Regions from separate parts of the Homo sapiens genome. Here region 1 is linked to region 2. A link is a contact called in ENCODE Hi-C or POLR2A ChIA-PET data. All regions are on one chromosome and are shown on one strand. Each heading gives the region's core, a stretch centred on a gene start or an enhancer-like site at or near the end of the contact. The rest is flanking DNA. Distances are from core to core; before and after follow the strand shown. Region 1 holds the start of SRD5A2 (steroid 5 alpha-reductase 2). Region 2 has its middle 16 kb from the start of XDH.

The links. Hi-C counts contacts between places; a loop is a spot of excess contacts on that map. ChIA-PET counts read pairs that join two places held with the same protein, here RNA polymerase II (POLR2A).
Region 1: a loop to region 2 is called in a map of prostate gland, with 1.9 times the contacts of the local background. The contact joins the promoter of SRD5A2 here to the enhancer-like site in region 2. A Hi-C loop is called at or near these places in 1 of 168 maps with a recorded cell type or tissue (prostate gland). POLR2A ChIA-PET finds 5 or more read pairs at or near these places in 2 of 52 experiments (AG04449 and OCI-LY7).

Annotation. Positions count from the first base shown.
Region 1 is chr2:31,579,574-31,582,295 of GRCh38, forward strand. SRD5A2 (steroid 5 alpha-reductase 2) reads right to left here and starts at 1,365. Exons shown (of 5, transcript NM_000348.4): 1 at 1,047-1,365. The coding sequence starts at 1,327.
Region 2 is chr2:31,429,673-31,432,372 of GRCh38, forward strand. No RefSeq gene overlaps it. Among named protein-coding and RNA genes, the nearest start is that of XDH, 16 kb to the left of the region's middle. RefSeq lists an enhancer at 1-1,163. Within about 2 kb of position 1,284, at least 4 of the 41 ENCODE cell types and tissues checked have a DNase peak (open chromatin) inside an H3K27ac peak, as active enhancers do.

The DNA.
Region 1 (2,722 bases), core at 115-2,614, 150 kb after region 2:
TTTGCATCTTAGCGGGCACCAGCTGTATTGTCTTCTTTCAGTCCCATAACCTTACTCAGCCTCAGTTTCTTTGTAAAGTGGACATAATAAATATCTCTCAAAAGGTTACAACAGAGTTAAGTGAGACCATAGATACTAAACGATTGGGCATGGTAGGCAATTTAACAATGTGTTCGTTCTTCCCTTTCCCTGTGAGACTTTACTGAGGCTGGACAGTCTTTCTCTGAACCCTGACATCCCTTGGTCTCTTTCCTGTCTTTCCTTCCCAGAGCAGAAAGCAAAGTTCTCCTGAACCCGGATTTTTTAAATCTAGAAGAACATTTGAGCTGTAAGTTACCCACTCACATTTCAAGTCCCAGGGAAATTGGAAAGGTAGATGAATTGGTGGTGTGCTTGGTCCCTTTTGGGAGGGGCCTAAGAAGCGGGGACCCTCGCTTGAGTCAGTGGGATCTCACTATATTCTCTTCCCCATCTGTGAAGTCTGGATTTGGGCTCTACCCACCTTCCTCCTTAGACCTGCAAAGACTAAATCAATGAGAACCTCTGAGCTGAGTTTCCCTCGGGAGATGCCAAACGCGTAAGACTCTCCCAAGATCCCAGAACTAATCTGTCCCCACCCTGCAAGGAAAAGGTGAAGGAAGAAAGGGAAGCGGGGCGGGGCGCGATATGCCACAGGTAACCGCCGCCTGCGCGCAGTTAAGGAACAGTCCTGTCCAATAGGTCTCCCCAACCTGAGCTTTCCAGGTCGCCTCCCGCCCGCAGGACCTCTTTCTCTCGAGCAGCCAGAGGATTTGGAGCTGCTGAGAGCGGATGAGGTCCTGGGGGAGTGAAGGCGGCGTCTGTGCCGCAGCCGCTTGTCAACTCTCTAGCGTCCAAGCCCCGGCCCCGGCCCCCGCCAGGTGCGCCAGGCAGGCTGGCCTCCGCGTTCCTCACAGCGCCCCACGCTGCCTCCTTGGCGTTCCTCGGTGCGCGCTCCACGCTGCGCTCCTGGACGCCGGGAGCAGGGCAGTGCGCTGCACTGGGCGCCCGCAAGGGAAAAACGCTACCTGTGGAAGTAATGTAGGCAGAAGAGGCCCAGAAGTACCGTCCCAGGTGGCCCGAAGAGGGAGAGGGGCTGCCGGGCGAGGATCCCCGCGGGCACCGCGAAGGAAGGCAGCTCCTGCAGGAACCAGGCGGCGCGGGCTGGCAGGCGGGTAGCCGCCGGCTTCAGGCTCTCCGTGTGCTTCCCGTAGCCGGAGGGCTTCGCGACGTACAAGGCCAGTGCCCCAAGGGCGACCAAAGTGGCGCTGCCTGCCAGCACTGGGCTCTGCTGGCACTGAACCTGCATCGCGCCGTGTTCCTCGCCGGTGGCCGCTGCCCTCCCAGAAGAGAGCGCGGCCCCCGCAACCCCTTTATGGAGCGCCAGACGCCACCCGTGTCCGCCCCCTCGGCCTTGGCTCCCGCCCCTCCATCCTGCCTCCCACCTCGCCGCGTCCAGCCCTGGCGCGGTTCGCAGCAATACCCCTTTCTCAAGGATGCAGCCGCGGTGGCCGGAGGAGAACGAAGGCCTTCTTAGTTCGCCCGCCCTCTCCACGGCTTTACATTCACCTCCCGCTTAGGCTGTCCTTCCATGACTTGTTCCTCAACTATTAGCGTCTGATGCGCATACTTCTGGAACTAAGACACGGGAAGAAAACCCCACGGGGACGATTCAGCTGGGGTGGTTCTTCCGCCCCAACACACACCCTCTGTGCCGTCGGTCACCACGCAGTCCCACCCTCGAACACCCAAGCCAAGGTCTTTCCATCTCCTCCGGTTCCTCATGCACTTTCACTCCCTCACAGCTCCCACCCAACATAGGACCTTCCTTGGACCCTGAACCATCCTGGCTCTCTGAGCGTCTGCCAGCCCTTCTGCTCTGGGGCGCCGCGCTCCTTAGCCACTCTCAGCATCAGTGCCAGCTCTGCCCCACCACACGCCCCCGGCAGGTACCAGTCTCTCCCGGCCCTAATTCCTCAGCGGTTTCTCTCTGCATCCCCGCACGCGTCCCTGAGCCGCCTGCCTGGGTCAGAGAGGAGCGTCCGCTGAGCTCGGGTGATCATGCACAGATTGGGGCCAGAAGTCGAGATTCTGCGCGTCCTCTCCCGCCACCCCACTCCCGGTCCCCTAGAGTGGCCCAGACTCAGGCTAAAGTCTAGGGCTTCTTTCCTGGGATGCCCTTTCCCAGCTCCTAGAGCCAATGAGCCGTGGCCCATCAGGTGGTGGCCTGGCGACCCCGCTGTTCTCTGAACTCCTGTCTAGCCGTCATACACGCAGACGCGGTTCTTTCTCTCTTCCGTTTCCCACCTTTATGTTATCCTCCAGCCCCTCCGTCTTCTACCTCTTCCGTTCTATGATTCAGCTTCCAGGCTTTCTTGGCTGCCTCCTCCTCTGTTTCCCAACCCTTCTTTTCTTCTCTTCCTTCTTTCTTCGACCCGGCTTTCTCCTTTAGGTTGACCTCCTCTTCCCACCTGCTGTTTACCTCATTCTTTCATCTTCCTGTCCCATCTCCCTTGATTACTTTATCCCTGTTTTCTCCTCTGGTCCCTACTTGGGGCTCCACCCCAGTCCTTCTCATTTTTCACTCTTCCCTTACTTTGGAGGTCTCTTCTCTTCCTTCCCCTTCAACTCACGCCTCCCAGGAGCCCCATTCAGTGTATCTCCATCCACTTCTGCTGGATCAGGCCAGCTGGTCCAATGACAG
Region 2 (2,700 bases), core at 34-2,533:
AGAGTGACGAAGCAGCAGAACTTTCACTTGAAGCCCACTTGTTAGTTCTAGAATCAGCACTCCTTCTACTCCACTAGATCCCTGAGGTTCAGACCTGAGCACTCAGGTGGGTCTCACGACAGAGCAGCTGATGCAGGGCCTGGTGGAGGATCCACACAGAGATTTAATCAGCAGTGGATTGGGGCCAAGAAGGAAGAGTCAGGAAGGAAATCCCCAATGTGTGAAAAACAAAACCACAACAATCAACAATGAAAATCCAGGGACAGGGAAGTGAGTTCCACCTAAATAAACCCCAATCATTGGACATGCTGGCTTAAGTGAACTAGGACTTTCCAGAAAACGGGAGGTCACATGGGAGTGACTCAAGGTTTCAACCTCTGAGGGCAATGATTGCTGGAAACTATCTCACAAGGAACACTTCTGAAGGGATTTGGAAAGAATGCTTGCTAAAGGAAGGAAGCAGTCCAGAAATGGACAAATGAATCCATAAGGAAGGGCTGAGAAAGGGACAGGTGGGAAAAGCGGTCTCGGTGAAGATGAAGGAGGAAGTCAGAAAGTAGTTCAAAAAAACCAATTCTAGCAGACGGAGGATGAGCCAGGCACTCCTGCCCACCTCTGTGGCCTTGTGGTTTCCTGTGGCATGATGCCAACTTAATTCTACACAAGCCAGGTGAGTCAGTGCTGGCAAGAAGTCACTGAGAATGGGCCAGACCATGGACTTGTCTTCCCCAACTCCACCAAAAGCCCTGGAAAGTGAGACACTCTCTCTCATTTCCCGCTGAGAAAGGAGAAGCCCCTCTGCTTGCTGCTTTTCCCCTCTCAAAGCTCTTCCTAGGTTTCCTCTTTGCCCCTTCAGGAAGCAAAGGTCTCACACTCAAGTCCCTTACTGCTTAGCCGTGCAGTGGGGCAGCTATGATTCACTTTTACATTGTGTTGGAAGCATGGCGCTGCATCAGCATTTGTAGAACCAGATAAGGAATACCTACATTAATACCAACTTGTGTCTGTGAAGGCCAGTTTTCCAGAGCTAAAGAATAAGGCGTGAGAGTCAGATATCAACTGCAAAAATCAGTCATTTGTCTGACCTAAATTAAAGACTCATCTTCACGTGCACAGAACCCGCCTTCTCCCTCAATTAGGGCCTGGAGATCCATCCCTTTCCTGTCAGCACCCACTGAAAAGAGAGGAAACAGCAAGGAAAGGGTGGGAAGACACTGCTTCTGTACAAAGCTTAACAGAACTCAGGTGTGCCATTCAAAATTCCACCAGGAGCTTCCTCAAGGCCCAACTATGACAGGCCTTGAAATGTCCAGCAGAACCACAAGCTGACAATTAGTCACCATCAAGAGCCGGTAGATCAGCTTGAGAAAAGACACGGCAGCAGCCAGCAGGCACAGTGGGTGGCACCGTCTAAGATGTGGATGTCTGTGGCAGCCCCAGCATGTCCCCCTAATTATGGTGTGCTCTTTGACTCAGGAGACATCACCTACAATTAGTTCTGGGACACGTTCTGGGGAGAGGGGCCTGCAGCAGGCTTTTTCTCTTCTGCAGCACCTGTGGTACACAGATAGACACTGGGTGATACCTAGGAAGGTCTCGAGCCAGCAGCTCCAACCGAGCCCTGTGCCTCCCTGGTTTCCTATGGGGGCCCGAAGCTTGTTTTTGCTGGCACAACCTATGCCCGAGTAACCGACAGGAATTGGGAAAGAAGGCTCTGCTGTTTTGACTCCAAAACTTGCCTCTCAGAGCTCTTCCATTACACTTGTAAGAACTAATTTTTGTCACAAAGGAACTATTTTCAGGAGACTGAAAAATATCCTTCAATACCAGACCAGAAGGAAGAGCTTTCAAAGAAAAAGATCCTAGGGATGAGATTTAGAGAAGGAGATATTAGAGATTAGTAGTGGTCTGTGCATTTTCAGTAACATACAGAATGGAAGGGATAGAGAGACAGAGGAGAAGAAGAAGAAGCAAGAATTCAAATGTTTGTAGATCTCAGGTTCACAACTCACTAGCTCTGCATCCATTGGCAAGATCTTTATACTCTCTGACCCTATGTCCCCATTATTTAATGGAGACAGTAATAGTTTCCTTACCTGGTGGTTGTAAGAAGACAATGTTTGTTAATGCCAGGATTAGAGCAAGTATCAAGAAGTGTTTCTGAAAGCAGAAGTTGGAGCTTGGCAGTATTTTATACGTATTTTATGCCACTCTCCCAAAGACTTCCTGGCCGTGTGCACCTACCAATAAAGTAATGATGTTCTCTCAGCACCTTCTAGGGAAAAGGTTCTGAATCCCACATTGAGACACAGCAATGACCACCAGCAGGCAGAGAGAGAGAGAGAGAGCACGAACTCCTCCTGTGAGGCCTGTCTTGGGCCAAACTGTGGAAGTAAGTACTCCTTCCTATCACTTGTGGACTAAGTGGTCTCAGAGATTGGACTAAGTGGTCTCAGATATCCAGGGATCTGGCTGGGTGCGGTGGCTCATGCCTGTGAATCCAGCACTTTGGGAGGCCGAGACGGGCGGATCACAAGGTCAGGAGATGGAGACCATCCTGGCTAACACAATAAAACCCAGTCTCTACTAAAAATACAAAAAAATTAGCTGGGCGTGGTGGCGGGTGCCTGTAGTCCCAGCTTCTCGGGAGGCTGAGGCAGGAGAATGGCATGAACCCAGGAAGCAGAGCTTGCAGTGAGC